2 separate regions of the Homo sapiens genome follow, and region 2 is linked to region 1. The links are chromatin contacts, found by Hi-C or POLR2A ChIA-PET in ENCODE. All regions are on one chromosome and are shown on one strand. Each heading gives the region's core, a stretch centred on a gene start or an enhancer-like site at or near the end of the contact. The rest is flanking DNA. Distances are from core to core; before and after follow the strand shown.

Evidence for each region. A loop is a pair of places that touch in the nucleus more often than their neighbours do. ChIA-PET counts read pairs that join two places held with the same protein, here RNA polymerase II (POLR2A). Pooled maps may share reads with other maps.
Region 2: a map of psoas muscle shows a loop between it and region 1 (2.9-fold over the local background). The contact joins two enhancer-like sites. A Hi-C loop is called at or near these places in 28 of 168 maps with a recorded cell type or tissue (Caco-2, HepG2, aorta and 12 more), 1 of 37 single-sample maps with no recorded cell type and 20 of 50 pooled maps. POLR2A ChIA-PET finds 5 or more read pairs at or near these places in 5 of 52 experiments (AG04449, H1, OCI-LY7 and 2 more).

Annotation. Positions count from the first base shown.
Region 1 is chr12:2,972,816-2,976,302 of GRCh38, reverse strand. The region is part of intron 2 of TEAD4 (TEA domain transcription factor 4); the gene reads right to left. Among named protein-coding and RNA genes, the nearest start is that of TEAD4, 15 kb to the right of the region's middle. Within about 2 kb of position 1,607, at least 3 of the 41 ENCODE cell types and tissues checked have a DNase peak (open chromatin) inside an H3K27ac peak, as active enhancers do; they include gastrocnemius medialis and psoas muscle, where a contact is called at or near this core.
Region 2 is chr12:3,032,476-3,035,962 of GRCh38, reverse strand. All of the region lies in intron 10 of TEAD4 (TEA domain transcription factor 4), which reads right to left. Among named protein-coding and RNA genes, the nearest start is that of TSPAN9, 43 kb to the left of the region's middle. RefSeq lists an enhancer at 3,237-3,487. Within about 2 kb of position 1,667, at least 4 of the 41 ENCODE cell types and tissues checked have a DNase peak (open chromatin) inside an H3K27ac peak, as active enhancers do; they include gastrocnemius medialis and psoas muscle, where a contact is called at or near this core.

The DNA of each region.
Region 1 (3,487 bases), core at 358-2,857:
TGGAGGTTCACGCCTGTAATCCCAGCACTTTGGGAGGCCGAGGTGGGCAGATCATCTGAGGTCAGGAATTCAAGACCAGCCCGGCGTCTTGGTGGAACACAAAATGGTGTGTCTACTAAAAATATAAAAATTAGCCGGGCATGGTGGCACGTGCCTGTAGTCCCAGCTACTCGGGAGGCTGAGGCAGGAGAATCACTTGAACCCAGGAGGCAGAAGTTGCAGTGAGCCAAGATCATGCCACTGCACTCCAGCCTGGGTGACAGAGCAAGACTTTGTCTCAAAAAAAAAAAAAAATGAGCTATGAAAAGACATGGAGGAAACTCAAATGCGTATTACTTAGTGAGAGACGCCAATCTGAAAAGGCCACATAGTGTATGATTCCAACCATATGACATTCTAGAAAAGGCAAAACTACAGGGACAGTCAAAAGATCAATGGTTGCCAGAAGTGGGAAGGAGGGATGAATAAACGGAACCTGGAGGATTTGGGGAACGGTGATGCTATTCTGCATGATACTGTAATGGTGGGTACACATTATTACCCATGTGCCAAAACCCAGAGTGGACAACACCAAGAAGGGACCCTAATGTGAACTATGGACTCTAATAATGTGCTGGCTGGGCACGGTGGCTCATGCCTGTAATCCCAGCACTTTGGGAGGCCGAGGTGGGCAGATCACCTGAGGTCAGGAGTTCAAGACCAGCCTGACCAACATGGGGAAACCCTGTCTCTACTAAAAATACAAAATTAGCTGGGTGTGGTGGCGCATGCCTGTAATCCCAGCTACTTGAGAGGCTGAGGCAGGAAAATTGCTTGAATCTGGGAGGCAGAGGTTGCCATGAGCCGAGATCACACCATTGCACCCCAGCCTGGGCAACAAGAGCAAGACTCCATCTCTAGTAATAATAATAATAATAATAATAATAATAATAATAATAATAATAATGTGCCGATATTGACTCATTAATTGCAACAAATGTACATCAATTGCAACAAATGCAAGATGTTAAGACTAGGAGAAACTGACTGGGGGCGGGGCAAGAATGTATCTACGGGAAGTCTACTTTCTGCTCAAGTTTTCTATAAACCCCAAACTACTCAAAATTATAGTCTTTTTTTGTTTGTTTGTTTTAAGGGTTGAGAGACTTTTTCTCCTCGGGGCCTTTCTTCAGGGTTCTAGAATAAAGCAAAAGTTGCCATGACAGGGATACTAAAAAATAAATAAATACAAAATTTTAAAAGTGAAATAAAGCAAAAAGCAAAAATTATGAAAATACAGTACTTGAGAGGCAAAAGTACTCAACCAAACCAATTGGCTTCACTTTAAGGAGGCGTGTCCTAGGAAAATGCAGATCTGAAAATATTAATAGATTTAGCCCGGGAGTGACTAACAGAAGCACTTGCCCTGGAATTCCGTCAAAGCCAGCACACTTGTTTCCTCAGCCTCGGGGGTGGGTTTGCCCTCAATCAGCTGCTCTCAAAGTCAGGCAGGAGGATCCCACCCTGTCAGAACCCGAGGGTCAGCCCAAACCAGGTGTCCAAGCAGCACGGGCATCTGGGGTGGGGCCTCGGTGCACGCCCTGCCCTGGGAGAAGGAGGAGCCAGGCAGAAGAGGGAGTCTCCACACCGGGGAATGCCTTCCAGGACCCAGAGCCTCAGGGAGCCACAGGACATCCTGGAGGCAGTGGGGCACTAGGAGCTCCGGGAAAGTAGGACTCCAGCTCTGCCCTACTCTCCAGCCCTACGCCCTAAGCACCTCTGGAAAAGCATCTGCACCCCCAGGGGGAAGAATGAAGACTCGAGCCTCTGGACTGGGCCATGGCTCTGAGGACATAGGAGCAGGCGGGGTTAGAATGAGCTTGGACAAGAGGTGGGAGGCGGCATCCATCCTGGCCTTGGTCATTTTTCATGTAAGTCTTCTGTCCCAGAGCCACCCTGCCTGGTCAGGGATAGGAAGGAAGATTATGATGTTTCAGACATTCTGTTAACAGCTCAAAGCTGGCCGGGCACGGTGGCTTACGCCTGTAATCCCAGCACTTTGGGAGGCCGAGGCAGGTGGATCACCTGAGGTCAACAGTTCGAGACCAACCTGGCCAACATGGCGAGACTCCCATCTCTACTAAAAATACAAAAATTAGCCAGGCGTGGTGGCTCAAGCCTGTAATTCCAGCTACTCGGGAGGCTAAGGCACCTTGAAAACCTGGGAGACAGAGGCTGCAGTGAGCCAAGATCGTGACACTACACTCCGGTCTGGGCGACAGAGTGAGACTCCGTCTCAGAAAAAAGAAAAAAGAAAAAACAATAGCTGGAAGCCTTCACTCAGACCCTAGGCTGAGGTTACCATCCCAGAGGACCCACCCTGACCCAGAAAACTCACCCCCACTGATTCTGTCTTGCACCAGCCACACACCCAGCACCTTACTCCTGCAGGCCTGCCAGTTACCGCGCCTCCCATTCCAGAAGGCACGATCATCCGGTTTGGAAACAAGGCCATGGAAGTGGTTGAAATGCAGGCTGGACATGAACATTTGTTTTTCTGGATGGGGCCAGCCCGGCCTGACCCAGCAGGCCATTAGCTGCAGACCAGGTGCAGCCCGCCAGGCAGGAAGGATGCCCGGCAAACCAAAATTCCCACCTGTGCCTCTCATTCTGAACCATGCTCTACGCCAGGAACAGAGCTTCTTGGAAGGCCCCGTGACTCCTCTTTTTCATGTCATTCTCTAGGTGTACCCCACTCCTCATTCCTGGTCCCATCTTGCACTGTGAGAAAGGCCACAGCTCAGGACACCAAACTCTCACCTCACTTTCAGAGTTCCTCACTCCCATCATCTTGTGAAGATTTTCTCCATAAACTAATTTCCTCCAAACATCTGTAAATCACATATCTGACTGTCCTGACAAAGAACCTGTATCCAGAATATGAAAGAACTCTCAGAACAACAGCTGGGCATGGTGGCACACACCCACAACTGTGGGAGGCGAGGCGGGTGGACTGCTTGAGCCAGGAGTTCAAGACCAGCCTAGGCAACATGGCGAAACCTCATCTCTACAAAAAGTACAAAAATGAGCCGGGCGTGGTGGCGTGTGCCTGTGGTCTCCACTACTCAAGAGGCTGAGGTGGGAGGGACACTTGAGCCTGGGTGGTCAAGGCTGCAGTGAGCTATGACCTTGCTGAGTGAAAGAAGCAAAGACCCAAAGAGCTATGTAACTGCATGATTCCATTTGTGAGACATTCTTGAAAGGCAAAATTATAGGAATGAACAGATCAGCGTGGCCAGGGGATGCCAAGAGGGGAAGGGGGAGGGATGACCTCCAAGGGGCCAATGCATGGATGGAATCGTTTGGGGGATGGAACAGTCTTTACCTTGATGGTGGCGGTGAAAACACATTCTGTGCATTTGTCAACATCTACTACTTACCAAAAACACTGTATTTTGCTGTATGTATGTTAAAAATAAATTTAGGGAAAGATTCACTCTATTTTATA
Region 2 (3,487 bases), core at 418-2,917, 60 kb before region 1:
GGCTGAGGCCTCTGCCGGACTAGATTTAACTGTGGCTGTGACTGGCCGAAGGTCTTACAGGCAAATATAAGGTGAATGGGACCAGAACCCAGGCTTTCGGGCTCCTGTTTTCTTCTTCTTCTTCTTTTTTTTTTTTTTTGTTAAAGACAGAATCTTGTTCTGTCACTCAGGCTGGAGTACAGTGGTATGATCACGGCTCACTGCAGCCTCGAACTCCTGGATTCAAGCAGTCTTCCCACCTCAGCCTCCTGAGTAGCCAGGATTATAGGCATGTGCCACCACACCTGGCTAATTTTTAAATTTTTTGTAGAGGCAGGGTCTCGCTGTTTCCTAGGCTGGTCTCAAACTCTTGACCTCAAGTGATCCTCTCACCTTGGCCTCCCAAAGTGTTGGGATTGCAGGTGTGAACCACTGCACCTGGCCTGTCTCCTATTTTCTCGAAGTCACCTGCTCCTCCTAGGAGACTGACTTTGTCAGACTGTTCCTAAAAAGGGCCTGGGGGACAGTTTGTGTGCTCAGGACATATTCTGTAGCTGGAAGCACAGGGCAAAAATGTGAACAATGCCTGAAATGCCGCTGGCAGGAAGCCCAGCTGCCTGGGAAGGATGCACTGGACATGGTGGGGAACACCAAGAGGTGAGGCCAGGCATCAATGGTGGTGACCCTCAGATTTTAACCGCGCATGGTCCCTCTGATCAATGCCACATTCATGTGCCATCTACGACACATCCTGATTCTTTGAAATCAACTCACTTTTATTCCTTAATTCCATTCTAAGCAATAAATCCATGAAATCAAGGATTCTATTCTTTCTAATATATATGAAAATAACTATATAACTATTTTTTTAATTTTATTTTTTGAGACGGAATCTCGCTCTGTCGCCTGGGCTGGAGTGTGGTGGTGCAATCTCAGCTCACTGCAACCTTCGCCTGCCGGGTTCAAGTGATTCTTCTGCCTCAGCCTCCTGAGTAGCTGAGATTACAGGTGCCCACCACCACGCTCGGCTAGTTTTTGTATTTTTTTTTTTTAGTAGAGGTGGGGTTTCACCATATCGGCCAGGCTGGTCACGAACTCCTGGCCTCAAGTGATCCACCTGCCTCGGCCTCCCAAAGTGTTGGGATTATAGGCGTGAGCCACCGCGTCTGGCCTATAACTATTTTCCATATTTTCAAATAAAGTTATTTTAAAACACAGGGATAGGGCTTCGCCATGTTGCCCAGGCTGGTCTCGAACTCCTGGGCTCAAGTGATCCTCCTGCCTCAGCTTCCCAAAGTGGGGGGATTACAAGAATGAGCCACTGAGCCTGGGCAACTACTTAACTATTTAAAAAAATGCATATTCACGTGCCATCTTAGAAGAATCCAGTGTGCCAAGCTGGGAAGGACTGGCATCCACACCTCCCAGCTCTTCCAGACACACAGAGGCAGCGGCTGCCCCCAGCCCCCAGGAGCAATTGGCAGATCCCCCTCTATTACCCTGCTTGTCATAATCTGTCCAGATGTCCTTGCCCCCTTCCAGATACGATGCTCCCTGGAGGCAAGAACTAAGCTCTCCCAGGGCCTTAGTAGGGTGGGCCTTCAATCAAGGTTGCAGGCGGCTGTTCACCCTCTCACCTCCGGGTGGCACCAGTGGGAAGAGCAAGGTCCCTCAGGCGCAAGCAGGAACCTACCCTGTCCTGCTCACCCTGAGAGTTCTGCGCCCCAGCTCCACCCCCATCTCAGATACACTCTTCTGTCATCAGCTCCCACTCCCTGGCTCTTCCCATCGCTCAGGTGCCCATTTGTCCAGCCCAGGCCAGCAGTGCTAGAGGCAGGGGGGCCCAGAGAGGTTGAGACATTGTTTCTGCTCTCAGGGAATTTATAATCGGGAGAACAAATAGAATGCAAGTGCTAGGGTTGAGCAATGGGTCAGGGGGAGAAAGAGAGATCCCACAATCAGCCCCAGAACTCATGTTCACACTGCATAAACCCGGAACACACCAGCCGGCGACACGGACGAACCGCCCCAGAGCACCTCGACTCGTCCTCAGTGCCTGGATCCTTCTAATTACAGCCTCACCCCTTCTCCTGCAGCTATACTCCTTCCTGACATTTCCTGTCCACCCTCATATCCCCCCACACTGAGCAACCACCCAAAACAAGCTACGCTTCTTGGCCTAAGAAAAAATGAGAGCTGCCCCGGTCCCCTGCCCTGTGAGTGCCCCCTTGCAACCCTCCCTCCGCCCTATTCATAGCTGTGCGTGCGGGTGGGCAGCTGTGCCTGGAACAGGTGTGGGGGATCGGGTGACTGACAGATGAGCAGAGACAGCCGCAGCCCGGGTGTGGGGGCCTGGAGGGGCTCAGATTCATTGTCATGTGCTGGTATGTGCCTGGGAGAAATGTCAGGGACTGAAAGGGAAGAGCAGGCTGAGATGGGAGGAAGGCCTGGGGTACTCTGCTGCCTCCACGGTGCAGCCCGGCTCTGCCTGGCATTTCCAATGTGCAGAGCGGCGTTAATGGCCACCAAAGGCCCCCTCTCACCGGCCCCAGAGACAGGTGGCCTCTGCTGGACTTGCGGGGCTCTGGGGGAGGAAGGGAGCTTCATCGCATCAGTCCCTCGCTCCAGGCCCCGTGGCGCTCAGCAGATAGGGCTGAGGCTGTGCACAGCCCTAGCAGCCTCAGCCCTTCAGGCTGGCAGATGCCACTTCTAGCTGGAAATGTGTCCCAGCAGTCCGAGAGTCTATGAATGACCACCACAGCGCCCTCAGTAAGAGCAGTAACTCAGGGGACAGGCAGGGAGGCTGGACTGGAGACGGACAAGTCCTCCTCCCACTCCAAGGGGGTTCTGATTGCCTCTCCAGCACACACATTCAGGGCCTGGGAGCCAGGACTGAGAAAACAGCCAGGCAGGAAAAGAAAGGCTCCGGGAGAGGCGACACCGTTTCCTTGCCTGAGCAGTTTTCCTTCCTAACTGTGTGTGGCCAAGTTCACACCAGCTGATGGAGGGGGAAGGCGGGACCAGGCCAGGGAGCAGAAGACAGGAGCTTCCCGATGCGGGGGGAGCCGGGGCAGCCTGTGAGGACCCACGATTGACGCAAAGTCTCATTGTCAGCAAACACGAATATGTACCTTTCCCCGTCACATATGTGTCTTCCTCTGGTGCCTCTGCCCGCCCCACACATGCGGAGGAGGGAGCAGATGACCGCCAAGGTGCCCTGGCCTCCGGCGCTCCCTCATCTCTGATTTCACCTGCCCAGGCCGCTGGCACTCAGAGGGCTCAGGCAAGGGGTGGGGCAAGGGCAGGCCACAGCCCCCCACTCAGTACCAGCCGGCCACATACACGGGGTCTTCAGCGACACAGCCCCTGGCAGGTCCCCAAGATCAAACTGCTGACTATTCACACAAAGAAGCAGAGGCACAGAGAAGCCAATATTTGCCCAGGACACAGTTCTCAAGTGGTAGAACTGAGACTCTGCCCCAGCTGGGGCCAACTGCTGCCCACCGTG